Linked DNA regions of Homo sapiens: region 2 is linked to region 1. The links are chromatin loops, found by intact Hi-C in ENCODE. Cell type or tissue: MCF 10A. All regions are shown on one strand. Links, peaks and the distances in the headings refer to the core of each region. The heading gives the core; the rest is flanking DNA.

Region 1 (15,942 bases), core at 4,606-12,605:
TTACAAATGCCAAAAAACTCTAAAAATGTCAAATAATTGTAAATAGTTAATAGATTACCTCTAGATGGGAGCTCGGATAAGACTTCATGGAGGAAAAGGCATTAGGGATGTGCTTTAAAGGAAAGGGTCATGCATTGTTCAGGATTCAATCAAGAAAACAAGCTAAATACTTCTAACATGAAGGATTTAATTCCAGGAATTAGTTACAAAAACAATGACTGGGCAAAGAAAGCAAAACCTGAAGGGCTCTGGGTTGCCTAACCCAGAGATGAGTATCTGAAGGAAGATATTCCCATCCCTACAAATGCAGAAACAAAGATAAGGTGGTTCCATCCACAGCCAGGAGCTCATTCCGTGGCACTTCCAGGAATGCCACCCAGCTATTTGGGACTGCCAAAGAGGGGCTGCCACTGGGGACACTCCTGGAACCACAGAGCACTGTCTTGGAACCGCAGCACTGGAGCACCCCTGATGGGCAGCATTGGATGACAGCACTAGTTTGCCAGGCGGGGCATGGTGTGGCTAGTGCTGGGACCAGGAAGAAGGCTCCATGCTGTATCTGCCAAAGACCAGCACATAGAGTCTACTGATACCTGCTAGTAGAAATGAGAAACAAGGGAAAGAAAGAGAAATTAAGGAGAAGGAAGGAAGGAAGGAAGGAAGGAAGGAAGGAAAGAAAGAAAGAGAAAGAGAGAGGAAGAAGAAAAAAGAAGAAAGAGAAAGAAAGAAATGAGAAAAATAAAGAAAGAGAAAAAGAGGAGAGCATGAGTAGTCTGCATAGACAAGTCATGCTGCAGTGATAAACAATGGATGTTTCTTTCTCATTCACTGTGCATGGGACTGTTCACCTCTGCTTCATGACATCTTTACTCTGGGACACAGGTGGATGGAGCAGCCTCTTTCTGGAGCATTGTTGGTCTCATGACAGGAAACCATATGCTGGCTCAAGAGCTGCTGCTTGAAAGTGACACACATTACTTCCACTCACACTTACATTTTATTGGCCAAAGCAAGTCACATGGCCTTCCATGGGCTTAACAGGGCGTGCATGTGTAATCCTCAGGCAAAGAGGGACACTAAAATTGGTGGGGAGCCACCCAATCTACCACAACTAGAGAGTCCCTTGAGCCTCTGCCATTACTTTACTTTCTCCACTGAGAAGTAAGCTCCTTTTGGTCAAAAGCATTATGATGTGGAAGATCATGAGTTACTCAGTATGCCCATTGATGGTGACACTGGTAGATGCAAGTTTGTTCAGAATCTATCAAGAGGAGCAAATGCAAATTCAGAAAATCTTATATTCCAGTGAAGACAATCACTAGCTCCTCCATCTTAGAAAGGGCTTGGTGTAATCTACCTGGACAGACAGAGGGTTGATCCCTTCAGGGAGTCCCTACATAGCCTCCATGCCTGTTGCCATAGTTACAAGTTCAGGAACTGATTAAACAAGCATTGAGGTGGTGGGGGAAGGACCCACCTTGGCATGAAGTCCTTTTGTGACCATCATCACGGGAGACAAGTACTCTCACATTCCAGGCCCAATTCAGGAGACACATACCCAACCTCATTGTTACCAACCTACCAACAACATGTCAAGTCTCAATCTGGACAAATTATTAACTGCTGCTTGTGAATTGGTTTGTCATAATTCAAGCTCTCTCTTCTTCCAGGCAAAATGAATGACATGGTTATGTACAGCCTTAAGTTTTGCTCCCAGAAAGATTTTCCTTCCCTATTGTCCTTCAGGGCCACACCAAGTGGGGTTTTAAAGCCACAACAATCTCTATATAACCAGGACCTGCACATCATGTGCACCAGCTCTAAACCAATGATTCATGTTTCTGTGGTGGCCTGTTCTTAGCAAACTCCCCATGACATCAGAGGTGTGAGCTGAGGGTCATGTAGATTCCAGCAAGCTGGCAGTGTGAGCTGCCCACTTCTGCAAATTCCTTGTGCCTTCAGAAGCTGCTCAGGCCTAGTCCCATATCTACCACTTGCATTTGATGGTGGAACACTGATGGGTACATCTGACTTTGTGGTTAGTTGGATCAAATAACAGTTGATGATAGGCAGCCACGTTACATGGCCACCTGACGTTTCGTGCCCACACTGCTGGGCACAACTGACTTTATGATTAGTTGGATCAAATAACACAGTTAGTTCACGATAAGCAACCAGGTTACATGGCCACTTGATGTTTTGTCGTCAGGGGTTCACTTTCTACTAAGGCTCCGTAGCAAGTCCTCAAAAGAAAATAGTTGTTGATTGAAATAGAATAGCTTTGCTCAAAGACTCTCAGGGCCTTTGCTGTGATCTCCTGTTGGGGGTTGCAATAGGCTCCTCACAGAAACTCAAACTGCTGCAAATACTTCAAGATCCACTGGACTCCTGAATCAGAAAGTTGAGTGGTACTGCTAGATCAGATGGAGAACTGTCTCTTGTTTGGGTATCTTACACTAAGTTAAATTAGCTAAAAGTGATTCAGAGCAGCACAATGCAAATATAACTCACACCCCACTCAAAATCCAAAGAGGCGTGCCTAGCTTTTTGCCTCTTGGTAGGAGGTGTCGGGTACAGGGATGTGCCTTCACCCAGGAGGAGATATATTGACATGCCCTAGCCCATTGAATTTCCCAAGCAAATTGAAGTAAAAAGACCTTGTATTTGGGGAGGAGGATTATTCCTCTACTCTCTAGGTCCTGAATCTTACCACACCTAATTATGCTTAAAATAACCTATAATAATGCTTGAAGGTCATTTGTCTTCTGCATATCCCTATGCAGGGTTAAATAGGAGTTACAAGTATAATAATTGCAAAAGGAGTAGCTAGCATTTGTTTTGTGATTATCATTTTCATCGTGCATGTATTAACTCATTTAATCATCACGATAGCTCTACGAGATAAACAATATTACTATCCTTATTTTGAAGGGTCACCATCCCTGCACCTTCCTTTTCTTTTTCTTTTCTTTCTTTTTTTTTTTTTTTGAGACGGAGTCTCACTCTGTCGCCCAGGCTGGAGTGCAGCAGTGCCATCTCAGCTCACTGTAAGCTCCGCCTCCTGGGTTTTCGCCATTCTCCTGCCTCAGCCTCCCGAGTAGCTGGGACTACAGGCGCCCGCCACCATGCCCAGCTAATTTTTTTATTTTTAGTAGAGACGGGGTTTCACTGTGTCAGCCAGGATGGTCTCGATCTCCTGCCCTCGTGAAGCGCCTGCCTCGGACTCCCAAAGTGCTGGGATTACAGGCGTGAGCCACCGCGCCTGGCCTGCACCTTCCAATTAGCACTAATCTGCATGGGTACATTCCTCCTTCCCCCACTTCCCAGAAACGTTTGCTTTCTTTCTTTTTTTTTTTTTTTTTAATATTTTGGTAGAGCCCTCCAGCCATTTTCTTTGGGTCCTTCCTGCCATGAAATATCTTTCTTCACAAGTGAGGATTCTTCTAACTGTTAAATATTGATTTTAACTATATGCCTAGGGACTGGTGAAACAACCAGGTATGATGGGGATCTCATGAAGCCATATTTGAAGTGGATTTGGGCAAAACGTCACTAATCTCATGGTCTCCATAAGCCCCTTCTCCAATCTCTAACAATTTGTTAGTTTAGAGTCAATGTCAAAATAATCTTTCCCTGGTACTCAGTTACCATGGTAAGTGGTCTTCAGTTATCTTTGGAAAACTAGGAGGAAGGACCGATTCTTGTCCTTGAGGTATTATGGCAGTCCTACCTTGGTGTTCCAACTTCTTTATGTACTGCCCAGGGCCCTATCTGTCGTCACTTTCTGCCATAGTGGCTTAGCTTCCATCAGACACATGGTCACATAATCTGGAAGTTATGTGTTTATTTAATATCTCATGGGATGAAGTTACTGATAATTTTCAAATTAGGCATCAGGGCCTGAAAGTGAAGTTTCCCATTTAGTTCTTCAGTTTAGTTTATCAAAATACTTTAAAGTAGGAGATTTTTGTTTTACCACCAGGTTTCCAACAGGACAGACTTTTCCATACTGGTCAGTGTACGGGGACACTTGACTCCAATACAGTATTTTATTTACTACTCTGCTAACAGGAGGGTCATCCATTCTAAACTACCTTTGGATTCCTTTTTCATCAATAGTGAAGAAACCTCTAAGACTGTGGCCTGAGTTCTCCAGATACATCACCATAGCACTTTAAGATCTGATGGATAAAATCTGAAAGAAATGAAATTTTCCCCGGGCTCCAGTCCTCTTTGTTTGCGAGGGGTGGGACTTCATACTAAATGGGTAAACTGTGAATCAGCAAGGCATGGATCACTTCAGTGTTTAGTGGTCTAAGTTCTCAATTTTGTCACTAAAATTGATTATTTTAGTTGGACACATACATGTAAAATCAAGGAAAAAATAGACATTTTCCACATTACCCATTTAAATTGAGCACTTTAAGTTCTCCATTGATCACAGCTGCTCCTCCTCAGTAATTTGAATTTTGGTTTTGCTGAAGTGCAGGTAGGGTCAAGTATGAACTGATGCCTCTCAGTGTTTAATCATCTGCCCATGTGAAAGTGGCACTGCTATCCACAGTCCTCAAGCCTCTCATTTCCTCATGGAGGTCAGAGATTGAGAGGGTGGTGGCTGCTTTAGTGTTCTTCTTTCTTGGCCATGAGTTTATACTACACAAATTTTGGCAAATCCACAGCCTCTCACCCTGAGAGTTCTTTTTAGCTATGCAAATCCAGTAGGAACTTGATGAATTACTCATATACCCATGGACCTTCAGGATCGCTTAGCTTCTGCCAAAGATCCTTGATAGCTAAATTATTCGCATTACCGAGTCAACTCTGCTGCCTACCACAGTAAATACACCCCCATTGTCTCTGCTGGATAAGTGCTTCTCCTCTGCCCCCATCACTTCCCAACCAGCTCCCCAACCCCACTGGAAACAGAGAACCTGTTTCAACTGTAGCACCTTCTGCTAGCATACCCAGCCTACCCCAAACAGCCACGAAAGCACTGTTCAAAGATGGCAGGTCTCCTCTCCAGTGTTATTGCCAAAGGCCTTAGCAAAGGCCTTTTTGGGTCCTCTCCAGAAACTCAGAGGGATAGGTCCTGGTCAAACAGGCTACATTCACTCCAGCATTCCCATCTCTCAAGATTTTTTGACTTCTTTTTCTACTTAATGTTAAGAAATTGATCTCATAATATCACTTAGTGGCTTCAATCTATTCACCAAGCCAACAACTGAGATCACTTTCAAATGCTGGAACTAAAGTCACTGGTAGGTGCACCTGTACTGGTAAGTCCGGTCCAGGCTAAAATCATGCCCTTCCCTCTTTGGCCAGGCAACCTGGGAAAACATTCTTTTTTTTTTGAGACAGAGTCTTACTCTGTTGCCCAGGCTGGAGTGCAGTGGCGACGAGATCTCAGTTCACTGCAGCCTCCACCTCTCAGGCTCAAGCGATTCTCGTGCCTCAGCTTCTGAAGTAACTGGGATTGCAGGGGTGCGCCACCACACCTGGGTAGTTTTTATATTTTTAGTAGAGACAAGGTTTCATCATTTTAGCCAGGCTGGTCTTGACTCCCGGCCTGAAGTGATCTGCCTGCCTCGGCCTTCCAAAGTGCTGGGATTACAGGCATGAGCCACTGCACCCGGCCTGAGAACACATTCTTATGTGACTCCCTAGATTGTTGCAGATAAAATGAGAAAAGTACCACAATTTTCTGTTTTGTTTCAGTACATAAGCATTTATCAACATTCATCTTTATAAGTGAACCCCAAGGGCATTGCTAGTCCTGGGACAGAGGAACTTCACCATCTTTTGTTTGTTTTTCTAACCCTGACTATACCTCTGTAAATATTCTCTTCACTGAAGTCTCTCGAGTTAAATACTCTGCGTGTGTCTTCTGATACTGTGTCACTTTCCCAAAACTCAGAATCTTGAGTAGAGTTTTTGACTGGCTGAGCCCGGTTTATTTGCTTACATGCTGGTATCCACCGAGTAAAGAGAAGGACTGTGAGTTTCTGCCTTTCACCAAGACTCACTCATGGAGATTTCTCTGAAACAGAAAAGATGTCCCACAAGGATCGGTAGTTTTTAAAAAGACAAATGTCCATTATACTGGGATTGACAAGTAATTCTACTTGGACAGAAAGGAGGATATACATAGGGGCAGTGGAAGGAAATTGGGCTACAAAAGCAAATGAGAACTTTATTAATTCAGAAGGGCTTAAATGCCAGCCAAAGAAAGATATCTCATGAGATGGGAAATGGGCTGCCACTAACAGTCTTGAGTAGAAAAATGACATGTAATCTGTGCTTAAGCAAGATCCATCAGGTACAAGAGTGACAATAAATCACAGGAAGGAGAGAATGTTACTTTCTCCATTGAATTGTAAGCCTCACAGGGGCAGGGCCTTGTGGACTTGTTTAATGTTTCTCTTCCTGGTGACTAGCCCAGTGCCTGGCAAGTAGTGGATATGCAATCAGTGCTTGTGATGGAGAGCAAAGAGGCAAGGATGAATTAGGAGGCTACTCAAAGTTAGCCCCCGTGAGAAATAATGAAGCCTGAATGAGAGGGTAGAAAAATAACATATATTTAACATTCACCCTATACCAGGCATTTAATCTATATTATCTGATTGATCTCACAATTACTTTTACGAGGTACATATTTGTTTCAATTTTACAGATGAGGCTCGAATAAATTAAGGGAAAAAGTCCACATTCAGATATGCAATAAATAATGGAGCTGGGATTTGAACCCATGTCTGGCTCTGAAACTCCCCCTTGTCCAGGACATCATGCCAGGAGGGAGTCAGGACAGGGGGAGGTCAAGAAGGCACAGAGGTAGGAGAGAATCGCAGCTGGCCAGGTCCATTTGGTGGGACAGAGCATGAGGCAAAGTGGAGGAGTTTGGGGCTTTGAGCTGGAATCCCAAGGAGAATTGTGATGACGTTAAAAGAAATAAAGCATTCAAGGGGACTTTCAGGGATGGGATGCTTGGGTCAGATCTGGACATGCTGCTTGCGGGTCCTGGGGGGACATCTAGATGGAGCTACCCATCAGGCAGTTGGAAACGCCAATCCAGATCCCAGGACAGAGGCAGCAGTAAGGAAGCAGACTTGCAAGTGCCCCATGTTGAGGCGATTATTTGAAGCAGTGAGCATAGATGAGAAAAAGTTAGCCAAGGTCGTGATATAAATGTACCTGGTCCAAGCATGGTATGCAGGATATCTGAATATGCACAGATCCTAAGGTATGTCCTGAAAGTAGGTCCGCTTTACTGAATCTTCTGATCAGCAGTTTTCTTGAGGTTTTCACATTTACTTAAGTAGAGTGTGTTGGCAGGGGGTGAAAAATACACACAAGAGCCCTGATCAATGAAAGTTTTGCTGTGGGTGTGACCTATGTCCTGTAACTTGCTCAAACTTCTCAGAGAGGGAAACTTTAAATATCCAAGTTAAGAACTACGAATGCTGACAATTCTCTGTCTGGGAGCTGAAGATCCAACCTTTAGAGGCCATGACTCCTCAGGTCACGTACCTGTTACAAGGGGCTTGATATGGTTTGGCTCTGTGTCCCCACCCAAATCTCATCTCAAATTGTAATCCAAGGAGGGACCCAGTAGGAGGTGATTGGATCATGGGGGAGGTTTCCTCCACGGTGTTCTTGTGATCATGAGTGAGTTCTCATGAGATTTGTTTAAAAGTAGCACTTCCCTATTTGCTCTCTTGCCCTATCCTGCCACCAGGTAAGACGTGCCTTGCTTCCCCTTCACCTCCAGCCATGATTGTAAATTTCCTCTCTCTGTCTCCCTCTCCTGCCGCCAAGTAAGATGTGACTTGCTTCCCCTTCACCTCCTGCCATGATTGTAAGTTTCCTGAGGCCTTCCCAACCATGTGGAACTCTGAGTCAATTAAACCTCTTTCCTTTATAAATTACCCAATCTCAGGTGTTCTTTATAGCAGTGTGAGAACTAATACTTGGCTTCAGCTGGTTAATCCCCAGGGACAGTTTTCAGGATTAGATTTTCGTGGCAGTGTTTCCTCTCCCTTCTACTCCCCTCCCCATAAAGATTTAGTGGGCAGGACTGACTTGTCTGAAGGGGTCCTCTTGGCTGGGGGCCTTCGAAGAAGCCAGATTGTCCCCTTAAGAGTAGTCACTACTATAAGCCCAAAAATCTTGGGTCCCTGTAATGTGCTATGTGCTATGTCTCCGGCTGACTTGCACTGCAGCCTAGTCAGAGATGGCCACCTTTGTCTTTCTACAGCAAATCAGAAAGGGACACAAAATTTCTATTTGAACATAGATAATTCAAAACAGCTGAACTTTTTTAAATGAAGAATCTTTTTGCATGCAACGTTCGATAGTGGAAGAATACCCTGATTAACTTAGGAAACTATTTTACCCTAACTTAGTTATGAACGACCAAAAATGTGCCTTTACATCTGTTTAGGATGACATTTTGGGCATCTAGTACTACATTACAATCTCCATGAGACAATAAACACATAGACTTGTTATTTGATAGTTGCATAATTGTGGTTTTCTTCTGCTTGTTCTCAGAGGTGGAGAGCTGCCTGTTTGCTTTTTATTCCTCTTTTTTTTTTTTCCAGGAGAAAAAAACAAATGTAAAACACACCAAACCAGAGGGAAAGAAATAGTCAATATGCCGCTGCTGCATGTAAGCTGCAAGTTTATTTGCCTGTTTACTCTCTTTGAAATACCTGTGAAGTGCTTTGCCGGCGGGTTCTCGTCCACATCCTCTGAGTGGCAATGCTCATTCACGACCAGCAGAGGGCAGGCACGACCTCCTAATACACCGGGAAGGCCATTTTGCCAGCACCAGGAATAAAGGCGCCCTTGCCATCTGTAACCTCAACCATCTCTCTCAACCACTGTAGACCTAATTGCCATGATAAAAACAGATCTGTATGAGCTTTGTAGTCACACGGTCTTGGTTAAATCGCAGCTCTGCCACGTATTAGCTGTGTGACCTTCAACAACCTACATAACCTCTCTGAGCGCGTTTCTTCCTCATTTCTAAAGTGGGACTATTAATAATACCTACTTCATAGGCTTCTTGTGAACATTTAATCAGTTAATATATGCAAGGCACTCAGAACAGAGCCTAGCACATGGTAACCTATTATATTTATTGTTATTACTAATAGTATTGCATTAAACTCTTTCATTCTCTCTCTCAGGACTCCAACTAAAGTGTCCAAGGAGAAGGGACACCACTCAAGAGGAAGGAAGAAAAAGGCTTTGGTGAGTCTCAGGCCACCCCAGGAATCTCTGGGTGATGGAGAAGGGAGCTACAGAGATGTCTCTGCTCCAGCAGAAGAACAGAAAGATGGTTCTAACCTGGGGTGAGAGACACCAAATGAGCTAAGCTTTCCTGTTTCATTCTTTCCCTAAAGGCAGTAAGACCTGAGCTTGGGCGGTGGGAAGGTCCGCAGACATCTGGTACAAGAAGGGCTCCAGGCAAGCAAAGAGCTGTTCCTCCCAGCTGCATTCAAGCATGGTGCAATTAGCTGCAGCCTGGGGGATCGTCACGAACCTGGCCACCTGGGCACCTCTCCTCAACATCTGGGTGAAGGACAAAGGGAAGGCACAAGCTCCGAAAAAGAGGCCTTGGAGGTTATTTTACAACAAGAGTGGCAGAGGCCAGGGAAGCATGTGGGTGTTCTAGCTGCTTTTAGCAAAGCCATTCATGTGGTAGCTAGAAGTGATGAGGCCCTGGCCGTGTGGTGGGCAGGCAGGGGCAGGGATCCATGGCAGAAAGAAGAGGGTACACTTTCCTGGAGATGTTTCCAAAACCCCTGGGTAGGGATCTTGAGGTGAGCTCTGGTAAGCGTCTTGAGGACAAGGACCACATCTTATCCAGCCTTGTAGAGTAGCAACTGTTCGGGTCATAGGCTGTGAATAAATATTCCAACTCTATCTCCTTCTGACACATGATAGGATGGCACTTCCCTGCTCACTGGAAGTCGATGTGGCCATGTGACTTTCTGTGGCTAATGAAAGGTAAGCAGAAGCTTTCAGAGCCAATGCAGACTCTACCATATTTTTTTCCTGAGCAGGCAGCTAAGGGCTCCTCCAGGAGCCTGTGTCCCTGTGTGACTCTGATGAGCAGAGTGCCCCCTAGGCTGACTTGTGGCTGACATGCAGCCATTGAAATGTCAGGTTACTGTTTGTTTGTTACAGCAGCAGACCCCAGCCTGTCCTGATTTAGACAGCAGCTCACCTTTGTGTAGCCCTCTGTCACATCCAGCATGGCTTTTTCACACTGCATCACCTCATCTGATCCTCTGGAAAGCATGTGAGGTAGGTCTGTTATCCCAATTTACCAGCTGAAACTGGATCCCTGAAAGCTTAAGTATCCAAGGTTCCAGAACAAAGTGACAGAGCTGGGAATCCAACCCAAGCCCCAGGACGCCAAATCCCATGCTGTTCCTCCCCCACCATCCTCCCTAGTGTGATGACACTCAACAAATGGGTACCGACTGAAATTGAAATGATAATACTGGCCCGCACAGCTGCAATCATCATCATCATAGCACTTTCACGAGGGCAATGCTTTTTCTTGGTGTCATGAACACATAATGTAGGATCGCCAGTTTTATAAAGAGCAAAGGTTAGTAAGAAGTGATGTCTACAGTGTCTTACATGAAAGTTAGACATCAGACATTGCCTAGGGAAGGCTCTTACTGGGACGAATGATCTAACATTTATTGTAGTGTTTTGTTTTTTTTTTTTTTTTTTTAGACAGGGTCTTGCTCTGTCACCAAGGCTGGAATGCAATGGCACAATCTCGGCTCACTGTGACCTGTGCCTCCCAGGTTCAAGCTATTCTCCTGCCTCAGCCTCCTGAGTAGCTGGGATCACAGGTGCATGCCACCACGCCCAGCTAATTTTTGTATTTTTAGTAGAGACAGGGTTTTGCCATGTTGGTCAGGCTGGCCTTGAACTCCTGGCCTCAAGTGATCTGCCTGCCTCAGCCTCCCAAAGTGCTAGGATTACAGGTGTGAGCCACTGCGCCAGGCCTATTGTAGTACTTTGAAAATCAGCTTCTGTAATTAACATTCTCCATGGCTCTGGCACTCTCCTCACACCACTCTGCTCCCCACAAAGTCCCTAACCACAGTTCCCCTGACTCTGAGCTCCTGCATTCTTTCTATCTAAACTCTCCGTCAGTCATAGTTACCTGTTCTAGGGCCTCAATCACTCAGGGCCCATTTTTTTTTTCTCCTGGGAAACCAGCAACCTACTCCAGCTAACTCATGCAAAGGCTGATGGTATGTTATTGCTGCGACTTGTCACACTTGTGTTTTAGCCTGGCTCTCTAGTCCAGCAGTGGGATTTCAGAGCAGCTCACAGGCTGCTAGGGGAGCTATCTCAGCACCGGCCGACTTTTGATTACACCTCAAATCACATCCTGTTGTTGGCAGCCAATTCTACTTAGCCTAAGACCGCTTTCTGCATCCATCCATCCTTCACTGCTGACTTTAAAGGGATCAAAAGAGCCCTGTGTATTTTTCTAATCTCCCTAATCCTCGTAACTATTCCTGTGAGGATGCAGGTATCATCACTACCATTTTTCAGATGAAACGAAGGCCCAGAAAGTTTTAGTGACAGACCCAAGGTCACCCCTGTGAGCCGGTGGCAGAGATGGGAATGGAACTCAGACCGGCTGGTCTCCCAGGCCATCAGTCTCCATTAGACCCTGCTGTCTCGCTGAATTCCCCCTGCAGTTTTAATTGAATATCATGTTCTTCTTCACTTCCTGCCCTAAACAGGGCAACAGCTGCCGCTCACCCTCCTGAGCCGGCTGGCGGTACTTCAGTGGTGGGTGAAGTTATGCTGGGGTGGAAAGCGGGTGAAGCGTTTCAGGATAAAAGGACCCATCAGATTGGAAGATATTCACGACGGTATAAAAGGGATGCCCTGACTTTCAAATGACATCGTGTTGGGGACCAGGCTAAGAGGGAAACTGCTTGGGAGGGTGAGTATGGGAGTTGGAAGGATGGGACACTGTGGAGGAGAAAAAAAGATGCGTGTGTAATTGGATGGAAACTTTCGGCAAAAAAATAAATAAAACCATGGAGCACTGTTATTGGTGAGAGGCCCAATATGCGACATGGCTGAACTGTCCTGGGTTCATGTTCTTTTCTTGAGAACAATGCTTAGGGTTTCAAGGGGATTAAAAGCAAGAGGACTAAGATTCGCTTTGCCCCATTCCATCTGCTGCACAGTTTCTACAGCAGCAGTTCTAAAGCTTTCGGGTGCAGCAGAAGGACCTGGGACACTCGGTAAAAGTATTGGTTTCTAGCCCTCTCCTGAGAGACTGTGGCTCAAGAGAGTTTGTAATTGTCTTGTAGGGCACACTTAGGGGAAGGCAATCAACGGTCATCCAGCTTCAAGAACTTGTGCCCCTGCCTCTCATATACATTTTGGAAAGGTCTTTTCCTTTGGGAATCAGAGGAGGAGGTCTGCAGGGGAGTGGCTTGTGTCTACAGCTGCTAAAAACAAACAAACAAAAAAAACCAATAACTCTACTCCGCAAATGTGAGGTTTGGGTAAGCATAGAGCAGCCTGCTGTCTTTGTCGTGGTCACCACCATCAAAGCATTTGCAGGAGCCTGTCTGCAGGTGGAGTGAGGCTCCTAATTACACTTCAGGGCACAAGAACCTGTGAGGAGAGGGGAATCTTGCCCTTGGAAATATGAGCGGTTTGGTCCAGGCCAGGAGGAAATTGAAAAACTTTCCAACCAAAACGTTTACTTCCCGAAGAGATAAAAAGAAGCTCAGGGTCATAAATCCGGGCCAACACCCAGGCCCCGGAGGTCAGACGGGAGGCCCAGAGGCGGATCAAGGCAAGGAATGCAAGGCGAGAGTCCCCGGCCAGTAGGGAGCCCCAAACACACAGATCCAGGGGCTCAACAGGCACCCAGCGGACAACCCTCAGAGGCCCAGGGCTCCGGGGGCTCAGGCCACTTGTCTGTGGCTAGGCAGCAGGGCCTTGGAGAAGCCTCCAGCCCAGACCCCCCTGTGCTAGCTGTCTGCCCTCTCTATGTGTTGCAGAGTTACATATTTTCTGGAACCCTCCTTAGACATGTTCACGGAAAAAAAAGCAAATAATCAGGGAAGATGGTATAAAGAACTGGCAGTCTCTGTTTTCTCAGCCAAGAACCTGAGCAGAACCAGGCCAGCTGACCAGGTGCCCAGCTTCAATTCCCAGAGGGGGGCTGTCTGCCCAGCTGTGCCCCGTGCCTGGCAAATGGGTGCCTAAGGAGGCAGCCATCGTTATTCTCAGGAACCTATGAAGGGCTCAGGATATCATGAATTATGACTGCCACAGCGAGGACTGAATGATGACTCAGGACACCTTTTGCTGTTAAGTTCCATTTGCGGGCGCTTCTCATTTTCAACAAGCAGAAATTCCTCCTCTGGGGACTGTTTCCCATGCTCCCACTCATCTCAAAGTCTCAGTTACCCCAAAGTTATGAAAATATGCAGAAAGGTGTCAGAGCCAGGGAAATGTGGTCAGAGTAGAACACAGGCTGGTGGGGAGGAGGGCATTTCCAAGGGCAAAATGTGGGCCCACTGGTATTAAAACTTCTCTATTTCCTACATTTTACTTTCTACAGCTAAAGTGTGAAGCAAATCATTGTCCTGTGACCTGAGGGGAGGGTGGAGAAGCTTTAAATGATTTAAACTTGAAACTTGTTCCCCTCCAAACAAAAATGGCATTGTAATGTTAGATAAGTTCTTTACCCTTTCTAGGTCTCAAATTTTTCTCCCCATAATGTAGCTTCCATTTCATCTGGTAAGCAAATCCTGAATTTTAACTGCCTCAGAAGGACCTTGAGCTCTGTGCTTGAAAGGCAGCAAAAGCCGAGTGCAATATTAATGTATAATTATTTACAATACAACCACAAACTCAATTTAAAAGCCAGTTGAAGTGTAAGGAGCAAACCACAAAGATACAGGTAAACATTTAAAGTGGAGACATCACGGTTCAACAAAGAATTGATTCTCTTCTAGAGCAATCATCTCTAAAGCCCATCTCACATTTCTGAAATGCTGTTACAAATAAAACAGAAATCAGGACAAGAGGAGGTGACAAGAGGCAGGAAAAATGCCAATGATCTGGATTTGGCCAACTTCCTGATGGTGGGCATGTCATCCCGTCACTCTGGCCCTTGCTTTCATCGTGTTTTTTGTCTAAATTGCAGCCAGAAAACACATAAGCTTACCCTCTTAACCATTTTCTAGTGTACAGTATTGTTAACTATATGCCATGCACATTGTTGTATAACAAACAGAGCTCTAGAAAGTTCATTCGGCATGACTGAAACCCTATACCCATTGAATAGCTCCTGGTTCCCTGTGTCCCCAGCCTCTGGCAACCACCATTTGACTTTCTGTTTCTATGAGTTTGATTACTTTAGACACTTTACAGAAGTGGAATCAGGCAATATTTGTCTTTTTTTGTGATTGGCTTATTTCATTTAACCTAATGTCTTTAAGGTATGAACCTTGTTGTAGCATGTACTAGGACTTCCTTCTTTTTAAAAGCTGAATGATATTCCATTTTGTGTATATGCCACATTTTCTTTATCTATTCATTCTACCGATGGCTTTTAGGTTGCTTCCACATCTTGGCAATTATGAAGAATGCTACAATGAATATGGGTGTGCAAATGTCTCTTCGAGATCCTGTTTTCAGTTCTTTTGTAAAAATTCTCAGAAGTGGGATTGCTGAATCATATGGCAATTCTATTTTTAATTTTTCAAGTAATCTCTATACTGTTTTCCATCATGCTGCACCATTTTACAATCCCACCAACAGTGTTTTGTCTTCAGGATTGCACTGCTGAAGCCTGTTTCTTCTCCTGTTACAATTGGAACAAGGGTTCCAATTACTCTACATCCTCATCAACATTTGTTTTCCTGTTTTTTTTTATGGTGGCCATCCTAATGGGGGTGAGGTAATATCTCACTCTGGTTTTGCTTTGCATTTTCCTAATGATTAGTGATGTTGAGCATCTGTGAATATGCTGTTGGTCATTTGTTTATTTTCTTTAGATAAATGTCTGCTGAAGTCCTTTGATCATTTTTTTAATTGAGTTATTTGGTTTTTGTTACTGAGTTGTAGGAGTTCTCTATGTATCCATCATTGAGTATGATGTTAGCTGTGGGGTTTTCATATATGACTTTATTATGTTGAAGTAGTTTTCTTCTATTACTAGTGTGTTGAATGTTTTTATCATGAAAGTTGTTAAATTTTGTGAAATGTTTTTTCTGGATTAACTGAGATAATCATGCCATTTTTGTCCTCTGTTCTTTTGATGTGGTGTATTATATTTATGAATTTTTTATGTTGAACTATCCTTGCATCCCACAGATAAATCCCACGTGATTATAAATGTATAATTCTTTAAATGTGCTATTGTATGCCATTCTCTAGTATTTTCTTGTGAGTTTTTACATCAATACCCATCAGAGATACTGGCCTGTAGTTTTTTTTCTGGTAGTATCCTTGTCTGGCTTTGGTATTAGGGTAATGCTGGCCTCATAACATCAGTTTGGAAGTGTTCCCTCTTCTTCAATATTTTGGACGAGTTTGACAAGGATTGGTGTTAATTCTTCTTTGAATGTTTGGTAGAATTCTCCCATGAAGCCATCTTGTTTTGGGCTTTTCTTTGTTGGGAGATTTTTGATTACTGACTCAATCTCCTTACTAATTATAGGTCTGTTCAGATTTTCTACTTCGTCATGATTGAGTCTGGGTAGGTTATAAGAATTTAACCTTATATAACCTGTTTCTAAGAATTTATCTGTTGTTTCTAGGTTATATAATTTGCTGGTATATAAGTGTTAATAATAGCCTTTATAATCCTTTGTGTTTCTGTGGCATCAGTTGTACCTCCTCTTTCCCGATTTTAGTTATTTG
Region 2 (15,942 bases), core at 5,321-13,320, 170 kb after region 1:
AGATTGAGCAAATAAAAATACATATTCAAACATTGCATGAGACATATGCATACAAAACAATTATTGATTGTTTATCTAAAATTCAAATTTTTGCTGGGCATCCTGTGTTTTATCTGGACCTACCCCTAGGTCCTCTACCTAATGAATGGGAAAGCTGATGATAGAACCCGGTGCCCTGACTGACAGCCCGGAAAACTACTAGCAATGAATAGGTTCCTCTTTCTGATGCAAATACATTCACAATTATCCCTTGAAAATTAGATGCTGTGGAAAACCAAATGCTATGTAAGGTGATCCCACCCCTCAGGAAGCCTAGAGTCTAATGGCAATTTCTAGTGAATCTGGAAGAGAAGAGAGACTGTCTGTAACCATCTCAGCAAACTGCTAACCAAGAAAATGGTTCTCACTCCTGGTCACATATTAAAATCACTTTGGGAGCTTTAAAAATAATCAGTGGCTCACACCTATAATCTCATCACTTTGGGAGGCCTAGGCAGGTGGATCACTTGAGGTCAGGAATTCCAGACCAGCCTGGCTAACATGGTGAAACCCCATCTCTACTAAAAATACAAAAAAATCAGCCACACATGGTGGCATGCACCTGTAATCCCAGCTACTCGGGAGGCTGAGGCAAGAGAATCACTTGAACCCAGGAGGTGGAGGTTGCAGTGAGTGGAGATCACACCCCTGCACTCCAGCCTGGATGACAGAGTGAGACTCTGTCTCAGAAAAAAAAAAAAAAATTATCAGTGCCCTGAAATCCTGAGATTCTGATTGAATTGGTCTGGGATAGGGTCTGGGAAAATGGTCTTTTTTTTTTTTTTTTGCCAAAATATTCCCAGATTATTCTAGTGTGCAGCCTGGTTAGCATAATGAACCAGTGGTCTCAGACTCAGAATCTCCCCCATGAAATCTGGATTCACAAATGGCTGGGTCTGTGCTAAAGTAGGCTGTGTGTGTGTGTGTGTGTGTTTTCCCAAAGCCCCATACTTCCTGTATCCCATGGAGGTGTTCCAGTTGGCCACTTGGTCTTTCCAGTAAGACTCATTGAAGGGACAGCATTTTGCTGGAATTCACTTTACCCCCATTCTGCCCTTGGTTCCTAGTCATTTCTTAGCCAATGCATTTTGTAGCCTGAGTCTTGAAAAATTCATTGTAAGTATACAGATCACAATAGACAATAGAGAAGAGATCATTCCATCTAACCCTGCAGTCTGCTCAGGATACCCCAGTTACCTGGGGTCAGACATGCGGCCTCTGGTCCAGAGTCAAATGTGTGGGTTCAGTGTTGTCTGAATATCTTCCCACTGGTAGAACCCACTAAATAAAAGCCCCTTTCAGTCTTACAACTTCCCATGAAGAGATAAATAAAGATGTGCTCTGGGTATTTTTATTATTGTCATTATATTTGTTGTCCTGGTCAGAGAGGGGTCAAAAAGCCACAACATTTTCCTCTGCCCAGCTATTATTGTCTTCCAAAAGACACAGTAGCACATGCTCAAGAACAGGATTTCTCAACACAATCTAAGAAGACAAGATAAAGAAGCTAAGTCTCCTCTGTCCTGGCCTATGGCCCTCAGCTTCTCATTTCTGACATCATTTATGAGGAAGGCAAGTTCATTGTTTCGTTTTGCTGCATCTGTTCTCAAATTATGCCATCTTTCAACAACAGCCTAATTTAACATTTTTAAATCATTCCGACCACCATATGCCATCCAAAGTCCAAAGTAAATGGTATCTAACCTCCAGCTCTGAAGACATACGTGGCTGTGGCCAAGCCTACTTTCAAAGACTCACTGTTGTATACTATCACGTGCTTAGGCCATTTTTACATCATTGTTAATCCTTTCATTCCAGAATCCATCTGGGATCAATTCATGATAAGAACACCGTTCTCTTTTGGGACACTCATCCAAGACTGGTTTTCCTAGCTTAAGACTCAAGAGATTCCACTTCTCCAAAAGTGTTAAGTTGAAAAATCCAGTACAAATAAACAAGATCAAACAGGGCCAATTGTATCTACCTAGAAATAATGAGAGGGCACTTTTTAAAAAATACATAAAAGCACTAAATGAGTGCTCAATACCACTAATACCTGGAAACCTTAGGCTCAAGACAAGTCAAACAAATTCCAAATGCATCTAATCCATGTTAAATATTTCCTGTCTCAGTGACCAACAGGCCATGTTAAAACCAGTCCAACTCCTTTTGAAGGTCTCGTTCTTTTCCCCCACATGAAGGGTAATGTAAGGATTCTGATCAGTGATGCAAGATTGCTAATTCTAATTGGGTAATTTTTCCCCATTAGTCAGAGATCAGCCTTGCCAACTTGGAGGCCTCACATGCTTTGCTGCCATTGGGAGCTAGCTGTCAAACTCCAGAGCTAATGGAAATATATTCTAAAAGCCAAATTCCACCCTTCACTTGCATGGTGACAGTTCCTAACCAGGTGAGAGAGCTTCGACCCCATCCCAAAGTCTGAGACCTTCAGTCTTTCTTTGTCATCACCTTCTTCTCATGTCATTGTCAACAAATCCCCTTTGACAACCCTCTCTCTTTTCCCTTGGAAAATGCCCAAATTCTCCCAAGAGAGGAAGCACTATCTTTCTAAATCTTAATTTAATTGGAAAAGAGAGAGCTGAGATTTTTAAATTCAGGGCAGAGGCAGACTCATTCATTACCACTTCAAGGTCCAGGATTTGGGCTGATGAGCAAATAGATCAATCATATTGGGAGGTGTTCTGTACCTTCCTCTGTTATAACTCTAATTCCCACAGTCAAAAATATACATTCAGGAATAAACAGGCTGGTTCTCTCCAGTGTCTTCTCAACTGATAGTTCGTAACTGGTATGATAGTTAAATTCACGTGGAGAAGGATGCAGATTCATTTGCCAGACACAACCAAGACAGGGCCAACACCAGCAGGGGCTTCTAGAACTAGAATGAAGTTTCCCTGCTTCAGATCAGAAGAAACTCAATTGGAGGCCCAGTCATGTGTCTTATACAAGTGCCTAACAACATACATAAAATCCCAGAGAGCTGTGTATCTAAGTGAGCCAACACTAGTTCACAAGCAGCAATGCAAAACCCCTTTCTTCCTCTGCCCCGTGGCAAAAAGTAGGTCTGTTCCATTTGTTTACAACCATTGCTGTTACTTTCCAGCATAACCATAATCTTATTTTGTAAATCCTATTCCTGACACACCTCAAACCATCTGCCCATTCTTTCTTGGGTTAGCTTGGGGCTGTTTGGCAAATGTCTGTCATTACCTGTAAGTGGAATATTTTTTAACAGAGTACATGCCCCTTGTAAAGGCATGTTGCCATGGCTGCTAGGTGCTCTGAAAAATCTCCTTTGGTTTTTTTCTTGAAATCCAATATGGCTTTAGTAATTTTTAATATGTGTAGAATTAAGAAGAGACAAAGAGGCATAAATACAACCCATTAGGCTTCAGATTCAAAATAAGTTTGTACACGCTCTCAGTCAAATACAAGGAATTGGCTAAAATTTTATTAATAAAAGTATATTTGTCAGTTTGAAGGAAGAGAAGACTTAGCCTATGTTTCAGATTCAGACTTGCAAACAGTTTTGAGGGGAACAAGTGATATAGTCTGAGCCGTAGAACTTCCACCATTTCTTGTCCCCATGGAGTGGGACCAGGGTTCTCAGCAAGTCACTACAATCTGTCTTTGCTTCATTATTTTGACATCTTCTCCTTATTTAAACTACAAGGTGCTGAGAAAGACCCAGAACCCCAAACTGGATGAAGGATATGTGATAGGCAATTCACGGAGCACAGATACAAATGGACAAAAGTGAGAAAAAATATCTCACCTTATTAGTAATCAAGAAAATAATAGAATAAAATAACAAGGTCACTGTTAGCCTCTAAAACGGCAAAGATTAAAAACAATGAAAATATGTAGTGAGGGTGTGGGGAAATGTTCACTCTTAAGCACTGCTGAAGAAAGCAGAAATTCATACAACTCTCCTGGAGTCACTTTGGTAGTATCTAGCAAAATTTTTCTAGTACCTACCTTTGGCTACACTTCATGTATATACACACACACACACACACACACACAGACACACACACAGACACACTCATGTGAATTTAAAAATTATTTATAGTGGCATTACTTGTAAAAGCCAAAAATTAGAATTAGCCTATCAAAAGAGAAATGGTTACATAAACTCTGGTTTACCTACCCAATGGACTAGTTTATCTACCCAATACACTGCCATTAAAAAGAATGAGACAGTTCAACATCTTCCGATATGAAAAGACTGATATATTGACAATTAAGACAGCAACTTACAGAATATTAATATGTTCCAACTTATGGAAAAACAATGATTTACCTAGGTCTATAACAAAATGTGAAAAGGAGACTCTTTTTCAGCTTTGTCTAAGGCCCCAGAAGACCCAGAACAAAGCAAGAGGCAATTAGTGGTCTCACATTTTAAAATGAGTTTCTAGACCACCTAGACAGGACTTGCAAAGGAGACAACTGCAACCATTAGCCCATCACTCGCCTCAAGGCTATAAAAGGACTGAAACTGAAAATGCTGAAAGAATTCCTTTGGAATGATTTTTCAGGGTGTGGTGGTGTTTCCACCTTTACCTCTTTCTAAGTAAGAGAGGTTTCAAGGAGATCTCCCTGAATGCTGGAGTCTGCCAAGTGTAGACTGGCACTTGATTCAAGACCAAAGATCGTCTACTAGCAAGAGGCTGCAAATTGCGTGCGGAGGCCCAGGCACTGAGAGAGCTGCAGTGCAGCAGACAGGCCCAGGTACTGAGAGAGCTGCAGTGCAGCAGACTGCACATCTCCCAGCAGCAGGAGCCAGAGTGCATCAGTCTTGCCCTTAGGCCATATGCAAGGGAGCCAGCCAGGATGGTCTTGAAAAGGGCCCCACCTGTAGAGAGGTTGACAACACTCCACCCATAACCTTCCTATCTCTTGATCACATTCACACACACACACCTACTGGGTGGAGGGCAAGCTTTTACTCTCCCCAGCCAGCACCTGCATCTGTCAGCGGCTGCCCACAAGCCGCGGGAACCCACTAGATGCACCAAGAGCCAGAGTGCCTGGGGTGATGGGTGGGACTTGAAGGGACTGGAAGAGTTGTTATTCTACATGATTGTCCAAGAGTGTGAGAATGAATCTGCATATTATAGTTATAGAGACAGCAAGGGGAAACTGTTTTCTACCTGTACTGTATGGAATCTCATGCTTTCAATATGATGTTAACAATTACACAGGTAAAACAGAGAAAAGGTCTGGAAATTTACACACAAACCAATTATGATCTCTAGAAAGCAGAGTGTGGTTAGAGGATGAATAAAAAAAACTTATGTATTTTACTCTATACACTTCTTTATAGCTTGATTTTTTAAAAAAACAAACATATGTACTTATCTCTTTTGTAAACAAAAACTTAAAATACACACACACATACACACATATACTCACTGTATAAAAATTCAGAAAAGTAAGAAAAAGAAAACAAACAGACCATAAATGTAATTCCACTCCTCCCAGATCTCACCTCTGTTAGTATTTGATGAGTTTTTATTCACATCTTTTTTATGTAATTTGCTTGGAGCAGACAGGGCCTCATTGGGCATCACCAACAGTCAAGTTAAACAAGCAAGAACTTCAAGGATTGTTTACTGCTGCCACTCATATATTCCATGGGTATTTTGACCATATGAAAATCTGGGTATAGGAACAAAGAAAACCAATTTGATACTTATGAGTCTGTCTCCCTTAGCTCCCTTAGCTTAAAATGTTCATAATTAAGATGGAGGTAAAAATTATCACTGTGACATTTTATGCACTGGCTCTAGACAGTAGCAAGGTAGAGGACTAGAAGATTAAGATTTACTGATCCCCTTATGAAATCACAAATGGGTACTTTAGTCAAACTTAACAATACTTACCAAGTCTGTCCAGAAAGCTCATTTGAGCCTCAAACAAACAACCTAAATGGAAATTCAAGAGAAGACTTTATCTCCTGTCTGAGATTTACACAAAAATCAAATCTGTTACAGACTCATCTAAAAAACACAGATAACCGACTTGAGACCTTTAGCAAATGGAGTGGCTGCTATACACGTGGAAATTACCTCCTTCTTTGTTTTCAATTTCCTGGGAACCAGGGAGAAGTTCCGGTTTCTAAACCTTGAGGCAACATGAACAATGAACAATTGTTAGCTAGAAATAGCAGATGAAGCCTATTACTACACGACGGAAAGTAGACTGCACTGTCTTAAGGTTGTGTTTATTATACAGGCCTGGTGGGTAAAATGATACGGTAGAGAGTGAGTGTCCTGCTCAGTAGAAACCTCTGAGAAACCCTCCACTCCAAGGGAAGCATCCAACTTCTTTCTGTTTTTCCTCTTGTTGAGTATAGGCTTGGATAATTACATGTAATTTCCCAAGTCTGTCTTCATGAATGAAACTTCTTACCAATTTCTACCAAAACCCTCTACCAAATCAAATAAAGATAAGGTCAACAGAAAGCCAATACCATGCAAATGGTCAACAGAAAGCCAATACCATGCAAATACGCAGTAAAGGTCTTCATTTTTTTTTTTTTTCATTTGAGTGGCAAACCAAAAATCTTGAAAAGTTAACAATTCCATGATCCAGCAAAACAGCAACAGAACACAAAAGCTTTCCCTTGGGTTAGAATATGAAAACTTTTTTCAAGAGTAAATTCAATTGAGCTGAAATTGTAAAACCTGCAATGGCAAAGTGTATTTTTTAACCAAATTTGTTGGAAGCCAGTCATACACAGAAAATAAACCCAAACTCAAACTAGTACTGAAGTCCAGTTTCCTTTTAGCATTTTTTTAAAAAGAAGAAAGAAAAATAAACTTCCTAGACTTGAAAATGCAGCCTTTAGAACAAGGTTCCAAGAGTTACTCGGATGTTGGCTGATGCTTACAAACCAATGCTAACAAGTGGAGTGTAAATGAATCAAAACCAGATAGATTCCATTTCCCTTCAAGTAAATGGAGGTTGGAGACGGGGAGGTGGTGGGAATGCTTCCCAAAATGTGAATTTTACCAAAACCACAGTGTTCTGTATAAAAACTAGAGAAATATCATCTGAGCTTCAACTAGGGCTGGGTTTCAAAGAGGTGACATGAAGAGGGAGAAATGACACCCAGGAGCACCCTTCTGTGCCAGGCCATGAGCTTCAGGAACACTGGTTTCACCCCCACAATAAACGGCACGGCTGGCAGGTGTTCTCCCCCGACTTCAGAGATGAGAAAATGAAACGGGTGTACTCGCGTCCCCTTCTCTAGGTCATTCAGCCAGGAAGTGATCCTGAAGGCCGTCTGCATTAGGAAACAGTGCTCTCTCACCTCCTGTGCTCTTGTTCCATGAGAATCATTGATTACTTCAGCAAGTATGATGTAATGATGCTTTAATGAGGCCATTTTGGAGCATTCTACCAATGCAATGCTAATCTTGTCAAGGCCAACACCTGTGCTGACTTAGATAGTGCCTATGGGAGAACTAGGTAAGGAGAGGTAGAGAGTCATATTTTTTGTTTTTGTTTTTGTTTTTGTTTTTGTTTTTGTTTTTGTTTTGTTTTAGAGACAGAGGTCTTGCTTTGTTACCCTGGCTGGAGTGCAGTGGCACAATCATAGCTCACTGCAGCCTCAAACTCCTGAGCTCAAGTGATTCTCCCACCTCAGCCTCCCAAGTAGCTGGGATTACAGGTACACACCATAATGCCTGATTAATTTTTACATTTTTTTTTGTACAGACAGGGTCTCGCTATGTTGCCCAGGATGGTCTCAAACTCCTGGCTTCAGACAATCCTTCTGTCTCAGTCTCCCAAAGTGCTGGGTTTACAGGCATGAGCCACTGCGCCCAGCAAGAGTCTTATCTTGATTTAACTTAGGATCACCGTGAATTTATGTCATAAATCCAAGTTACTCAACTGTGGGGCAGGCCTGTGCTTCACCTGCATTACCTAACTCCTTTAATCCTCAAAATGACTATGGGCTTTATAGCATTTTTATCCCTATTTTATGCCTAAGAAAACAGGCTTGGAAAGGCTAAGGAAGAGGCAGAGCCAGGATTCTCACCCAGCCTGCCTGACCCCTCCGAGTCCAGATCATGTGCTCTTACCCCCTTCACAAAACTAAAAGGTTAATAATTCTAGAAATTATGCAGCAGTGGCTTTTCAAGGTATGTGGTTATCACTGATAGCAGCTTCCTACACATGTATTCATTTATCCAACAGGTATTGATTAAGTGATTACAATATATAAGACTGGGGGGTTATAAAGAGATCAAAAAATGTTCAAGTTCTTGTCCTTAGTCTCAAGCCATGTACAGCCCAGACTTACTCAGTTCTGGATTTTCCCCTGGTCTTCTGGCTACTGTCCTTTATCTTTTCAACTCACTTGTTATTACAGCAGTTTATTTCTTTTGGACATGTCCAAATTTCTGGTTTAGATAAGTCTGTCCCTGAGACAAGTGAACTTCATCAAGAGATAAATGAATGGAGAGACAGCTTTAAACCAAGGGCCTCTGGCATTCATAGAGTATCAGAACTTGAAGGGATCTGACAGATGGAGCCTGTATTGGTCAGAGTAGTCTACCTGCTATAACAAACAAGCCCAAACGTTTACTTCTTGCTCTCACAAAATTCAAGGGGTACGTTTCTGGTTGGGCCTCTGTCACACCTGTGGTGATACGTGGGGATCCAGGTCCTCCCCTGCTGTGGCTCCCCCATCTCAACAAAGGGTTTCAGGATGCCCCAGACTTCATCCACACAGCAGACAGAAGGCAGAGAGAAACGTCAGAGCAGGCATACTTACTTCTAACTGACTCCTCCCATTCCATCGGCAAGAGCTAGTCACAGTGCCACCTTCACGCCAGGGCCTGGGAGGTCTGTATGCAGGTTACCGGGAAGAATAAGTCAGTTTAGTGAGCATTCGGCCCATAAAACCACCGTGCAGGTGAGGAAACTGCTGCAAAGTATCTACTGCTACAAAGTGCCTACGCGAATCAACCAGTGTCACATAGAAGCAGATTCCATATTCCACTGCAGCACTCTTTGCCTACAACATTGATGCTTCCTAAAAAGACGTGTCTTGCTTTTATTTCTTATATCACACTTACTATATAGATTTAAAAAATACAGAAAAACTTAAAGAAAATAAGTTTGCACTATACTTTTCCAACATAGTCGCTCTTTATGTTTTGATGCCCGCTAACCTCTTCCACGTGTGTACCCTTATTATATATCACACAGACAAATTTTAATTATAAAATGTTCCAAACATACAGAAAGCAGTATAAAAGAAACCTAGGGATGCGCCACTCAGATTTAACAAATGTTAACATTTTACCACATTTGCTCAGTTCTCTCCTTTAGAAATAAAATGGATCCAGCTGAAACTCATCTAATTCTTTCTCATTCCTAAAGGAAATGAAGAAGTGCTATCCTAAAGCTGGTGTGTATAGATCCTGTGAATGTTTCCGTACTTTTACTCTATATATATAGATAGAAACGTTTTTGTACTTTTACTGTATATATATAGATACAAATATATATACTGTATATATATAGATACGAATATATATACTGTATATATATAGATACGAATATATATACTGTATATAGATACGAATATATATACTGTATATATATTACAAAAAGTACTGTATATATATACAGTAAAAGTACAAAAACGTTTCTATATATATATATATACAGAGACAGTCTCATTCTGTTATATATATATACATATATATATATATACAGTAAAAGTACAAAAATGTTTCTATCTATCTATCTATCTATCTATCTATCTATCTATCTATATATATATATATAGAGAGAGAGAGAGAGAGTCTCACTCTGTTGCCCAGGCTGGAGTGCAGTGGTGTAATCTCGGCTCACTGCAACCTGCACCTCCTGGGTTCCAGCAATTCTCCTGTCTCAGCCACCTGAGTAGCTGGGCTTACAGCCGTGGGCCACCCTGCCTGGGTAATTTTTTAATATTTTTAGTAGAGATGGGGTTTTGCCATGTTGACCAGGCTGGTCTCAAACTCCTGGCCTCAAGTGATCCGCCCACCTCGGACCCCCAAAGTTCTGGGACTACAGGTGTGAGCCACTGCACCTGACCTTTACTATGCAATTAGATTCATAAAATGTATATTACTTTTGTACATTTTAGATTTTTGCATAAGTGATACAATGCCATATGTATTCTTTTGTACCTTGCTTTTTTCAGTCAGCATTATGTTTTAAGACTTACCCAAGTTGATCCATGGAGATTATTTTCATTCAGTTGAACTAGATGTAGTATTCCATTGAATGACTAAGCCACAGTTTATTACTCATTCTTCTCATATACAGTTAGATTGTCTCCATTTTTCCCTTCACAGTAGTTTTAAAAAACAAAATTAGCATCAAATTATACATACAGATTTGCTGCCTGCTTTTTCCATGTAACATAACCTAGTTAAGCCTAGTAGTCACATATATTCTTTGAGAATATTATTTTTAACAGCTGTATAGTGCCCTCTCACACGAACATACCAAAATGTATTTAACCAATTCCCTCTAGTGGAACATTCAGGTATTTTCCAATAATGTGCTATATAAATTATACTTCCACGAACATCATTTTACGTGCACTTTTGGCATATTGACAAACAGAGAAAACTAAGGAGTGCCTGTAGAGAGGGAAAGTGCTACTATGGCAGCAAAGCAGCACTGTTCTGGCCCCGCACTTTCTGGGGCAAATCCTACCAATTCCACTTACTAACCATGTGACTTTGGACAAACTTAACTTCTCTGTGTTTCTATAAAATGAGATCGATGAGAGTAGTTTCATTAAATCCCATACCAGGTAGAGTTGTAGACTTTCTGCTTTATTATTTCTTTAAATTCCCCTGAAGGCAAGCAAGGGAAATCCTGCACCTGAGGCTCAAACATGTTTACCTAAAGCAAAGTGCCACTCGGAGGACAAAGAGTCATGAGATTTGAACCACTCCAGAACAGTGCCCGGTGCATGGCAAGTATTCAGTAAGTTAGGTTCAACACACACACACACACACACATATATAGTGAATACGCATTTGCACACATGCATACATGCACTCACCCACACACACACATGTGCACACACACATCTATACCTCTATGATAATTTTGGCTATGTGATACAGTGCTATTGTGCTTTTGTTCTATCCCAACTTTTCCTTATTGATAAAGCTAACTAATCTTCTCCCTATGTTTTTTTTTTTTTTCCATCTGGCACATCTTGCTTTTGCTGGCAATTGCTTCTTCGACCCCCCAGCAAACCTTCACTACCCAACACATTATACACTCAGAAAGTGCCACTAAAGCCCATTACTGACATAATGAAATTCTCTGACTCCCTCTTTCCATTTCAACCAAGTGGTCTGTCTATCCAAATATTTTCTCCCCCAGAGTCCTCCTGTCTGTCTTACGAATGGTGTCCCACTTCCCAGCTGACATCAAACCTGTGCAGATTACCTTTTCAAGCAAATGTAAATAAACAATAAAGCACAAAACAAAGAAGCCCACTTGATTTTTTTAGTTCTTCTAGAAATGGCTCAATAAAACTTCACTGGCCACAGGAGACTTCCCCTAATTCAACTAAACAAACACTGTTCCTTCTTCTGTTAAGAATGTCATCGGGCAGTCTAATGGGCTTTGAAAAACTCTTTGGAGCTCTGCACTGGAAAGGAAGATAAAAGGAAGCCACGGATGAGCAGTGAAGCAGTCAGGCTCGGATCCCTGCCCTCACCTCTGAGATCAGCACATTCCGAAATCTGATGAGATTCATAAATTCACAAGGAAGTACTTACTGCACAATTTGCCATGACAATTTCCAAATGGCTTAGGGTGATCATGACACCTTTAGTCTCAGAATGCCAGGAGAATACTTGAAAGGCCCTGAATTGATGAAAACCATCATGGTTAGAGCTATTTTCATATTATCAAATATGGTTTTAATTAACCTCAAAAAAACAAGAAAGAGGTTTCTAGAAAAGACAACACATACACCCCCCCAACCCCCGCCACACACCTACTTCTATATGATAAACCTAGCTGAAAAGGGGATAGGTCCCACGCCACATTTCATGAGAAAATTAGCATCTTTCAGTCTCTCTGGAATGTATTTGTGTTCCTTAGACGCGAGCTCAGTTTCACACTTCCAACTCCTTAATATTAATTCCTTTTCTTATTTCAGCCTGACCAGAACAAATTCTGTCCTGAGGCATCTTAGCAATAAAATCCAAATGGGGTTTTGCCCTCTGGCCTATAACAACTGGTGTCACTCCTATGAGACCATGTCTAGACTCTTAAGGAAAGTTAGGAAAGATGTCATGCTAGATTGGCTATTGTGTTTTTTGAATTTTGGGAAGCTAGATTACTCCCCTGCACATTTTTATACCCATGGGAGTCTCAGATCTGGACTCAAAATTGAGGGGATGTAGGAATAAAGTAGATATAAATCTTGTCTACTTCATCATCATGTCATCCAAGCTCATGTTTTCTTCATAAGAATGCCTTTAAGAAGTCAGAATGTTATAATCTTAGGTAGATGCCTATTTATATCTTTGCTACATACCTTCTTTTTCCAAGGTTGGGTTTTTTTGTTTGTTTCTTTGTTCATTTAATCTAGGAGATTAGTAAATAGCGTTTTATTTGAGGGTGGTTAGCATTGATTGAATCATACTCTATGGCTTTGTCTTGACAATTCACTCTCAACCATTCTTTTATCAAAGAAAGGAAAGATAAGAAGTAGAAGAGATAGAGGAGAAGGAAGGGGAAGGAGAATAGAAAGGAAGAAGGAAAATAAAAAAGGTAGGAAAGAAGGAAGGAAGGAAGGAGGGAAGGAAGGAAGGAGGGAAGGAAGGAAGAAGGAAGGAAGGAAGGAAGAGAGGGAGGGAGGGAAGGAAGGAATGAGGGAGGGAGAAACAAAGGGTGAATGGGCATCATTGGCCATAGTATCTGAAAGAAAATAATGCATTGGGTATAAAGGCTTCAACTTTATCCCAGAAAGGCTTTAAACTCTCAGTACATTCTTTTTAGAAGTATAGACGCACAAAGTTACACCACCCTTCAGGCATGAAACAACCATCCCACTCAAATACAAGGCTTACAGACATGGTAATGAACACAAAGAGCACCACAGAGCTCCTCAGAAGTGTCAGTGTTGCTTAACATTTTATTTACTATTTATTTATTTATTTTTGGGACAGAGTCTTGCTCTGCCGCCCAGGCTGGAGTGCAGTGACACCATCTAGGCTCACTGCAACTTCTGCCTCCCAGGCTCAAGCGATTCTCCTGCCTCAGCCTCCTGAGAGCTGGGATTACAGGTGTGCACCACCACACCCAGCTAATTTTTGAATTTTTAGTAGAGACAGGGTTTCTCCATGTTGGCCAGGCTGGTCTCCAACTCCTGACCTCAAGTGATCTGCCTGCCTCGGCCTTCCAAAGTGCTTAACATTTTAAATTAATGCAGACTTACATTTCTAGGCTTTTCTTAATATTGCGAGTTTTGCTGATACCCAAACAAAATGGACTTCCCTCAAGTGGAATTGAATTTGCCTCATGGTAACTGTTGCACAGAGCCTAACTTGTTAGGAGGTAGGATAAAAGAACACTTTTTGTAAAAAAGAACACAAGCCTGGGAGTCAAATGGGCGCAGTCCTGCCTACAACTGACAGTGTCTACCCTGGACAAGCCATTTAACCCCTTAAGAGCCCATTCCCTCCTCTGTAAAATTACTCATTAAAATGAGTACTCACTTGGGTTAGATCTATGTTGAATATCCTCCTAGTAGTGCAGCCTTGTAAACAGTCCCAGAAGGACGTGTCTTGCCATGTTGTAATTCAGCCTTGCTATACCAGGATGTGGGGATGGATGGGAGTAGGGAGGCAGGGGTTGGATAAAATGAGAGAAATCAAGGAATCTCAGAGCATTTCCACCGTTAGCATCATTCCCACACTCTGACTTCTGGGAACTGCCACATTTTTAGCACCCTGTTATTTGGAGAGACACAAGATAGGAAGATGCCACAATGAGACATTTTCTTATTCTGAACCCTCATCTAGCTCCCCCAACCGAGCTGGGGGTGGAATGGCAGAGGCAGCAAAGGTCACACTGCTAGGAGTAGACTGAGCATTAGAGAGGACACATCCAGAAATGCAGCAGGAGCCCATCTTGGTGCATGTGTCCCTCACTTCATGGGAAGCCATGTGCGTTCAAACAGCAGCTACACAAAGCACAGTTTTGCAAAATCACTCTTCAGTCATCTATGCAGGAGATGTTAATCCTGCTCCAAGCATCATAAGAAGGTTGTATTAAATGTCTGCTGTTGATTTCCTTTATGAGGTTGGTTTCTGCCCAACAGGTCAAGTGAGGCAGGACCAGCAGAAATTGAGAGCGAAAGAGGAAGGGAGCCCATATTCACAGAGAATGTGCTCCAAAATGCAAATGACTGGCCAGGCACCGTGGCTCACGCCTGTAATCCCAGCACTTTGGGAAGCTGAGGCGGGCAGATCACCTGAGGTCAGGAGTTTGTGGCCAGCCTGGCCAACATGCTGAAACCCTGTCTCTACTGAAAATACAAAAATTAACCAGACGTAGGGGTGCGTGCCTGTAATCCCAGCTACTAGGGAGGCTGAGGCAGGAGAATCACTTGAACTCAGGAAGTGGAGGTTGCAGTGAGCTGAAACAGCCCCATTGCACTCCAGCCTGGGCAACAAAAGCGAAACTCCATCTCAAAAAAAAAAATGCAAATGACAAATAGAGGGCTTGGTTCTTAGGACAATGGTTAAAGAGCAGCAAAGAATATGCTCAAATAGATTTGAAGTCGGTTGCTAACAAAATCACACAAGGCAGCAGGACATTTGCTGTAGAAACAGTAAATATTGCAGTCAGCCAAGAGACAATATCTGACTCACAGGCAAATAACGATGTATAAAAATTGTCTTTTTTTCTTATTAAAGATTTTTTCAAATTAACACATTGAATCTTTTCTTTTGGTTGACAAAGCCAAAAGACAACTGACACCCAAAGGGAAGAAACAACCAGGGAAAAAGCCAAGTTTCTAAAAAATTAAGACATTTCTTCCATTTCTTTCCTAGTTAATAACTCAGGCTTCTCTATAAGGAGCAAAACTGCACATATACAATTGGCCTTCACTTTGTGTGTTCATAGTCCCACAAGAACTAGCCAAGCCTGCAGAAAGTCTTGTCAGAGCATTGTCAGGCTTTAGACCCTAAGGCCTGGAAGGGCCTGCAAAAAGCTTAGTAAATGGAGACATTTGGGCGAGCCCCCAGATCTGGGAAGTCAGGCTTACAAATGGTCAAAACAGTCAACGTTTCCTATTGCAAGTCCTAGGTAGTCATTAGTGGTGGAAATCCTGAGTAGTTTGATGGTGTCATCCCTATTTTCCAGATCAGAGGTGAGGATAGAAGTTGACTAAGGAAGGTATCCAACCACCACCTGCAGCGTCAGGGAGTGCTGGAATCAGGCCTCAGCCTTGTCTCCCACAGCCACATCAACCAGCCTGCTGCCTGTCAAGGCTCCTAGACACTCGCTCAAGATTCCAGAAACTACTCCAGCTTCACTCAATGTAGACTCACCTCCACTGTCTGTCCCTGCTGCTCCCTGCCCCACACTAAGAGACTCACCAGGAAGGTCTCTTCTACTCCCATCTCTAAGAGAACACAAGGATTGAAGTGCTTGCAAATCCCCTAAGAGTTCCTTAAATTTTCAAGGTACTATTTTAACCACCTCCTCCATCCCTTAAAGCCTGAGGAATTGGACAGGCAGGCAGGGAAGCTGTTTGGCTCGGGGATGGAAGAGTCACTTGGCCGCTTCCTCTTCCTTTTGCCTCCCAAGAAGTAATGGAGT

What was found. Hi-C counts contacts between places; a loop is a spot of excess contacts. Peaks named below come from ENCODE experiments on the same cell type or tissue, not always from the same donor. Only the 100,000 strongest peaks of a DNase experiment are listed, where the experiment ranks them.
Region 2: it touches region 1 in a loop (18-fold over the local background); 13 of 110 quality-filtered maps call a loop at or near these places.

The regions. Positions count from the first base shown.
Region 1 is chr5:38,186,135-38,202,076 of GRCh38, reverse strand. It overlaps the pseudogene PRDX4P2. Among named protein-coding and RNA genes, the nearest start is that of LINC02119, 46 kb to the right of the region's middle. In MCF 10A, for the core only: a CTCF peak has its summit at 8,776 (motif pointing right); a DNase peak (open chromatin) is centred at 8,786.
Region 2 is chr5:38,018,669-38,034,610 of GRCh38, reverse strand. LINC02107 (long intergenic non-protein coding RNA 2107) reads right to left here and starts at 8,914. Exons shown (of 3, transcript NR_147009.1): 1 at 8,852-8,914; 2 at 5,555-5,724. In MCF 10A, for the core only: no CTCF peak of the experiment used is centred there; no DNase peak of the experiment used is centred there.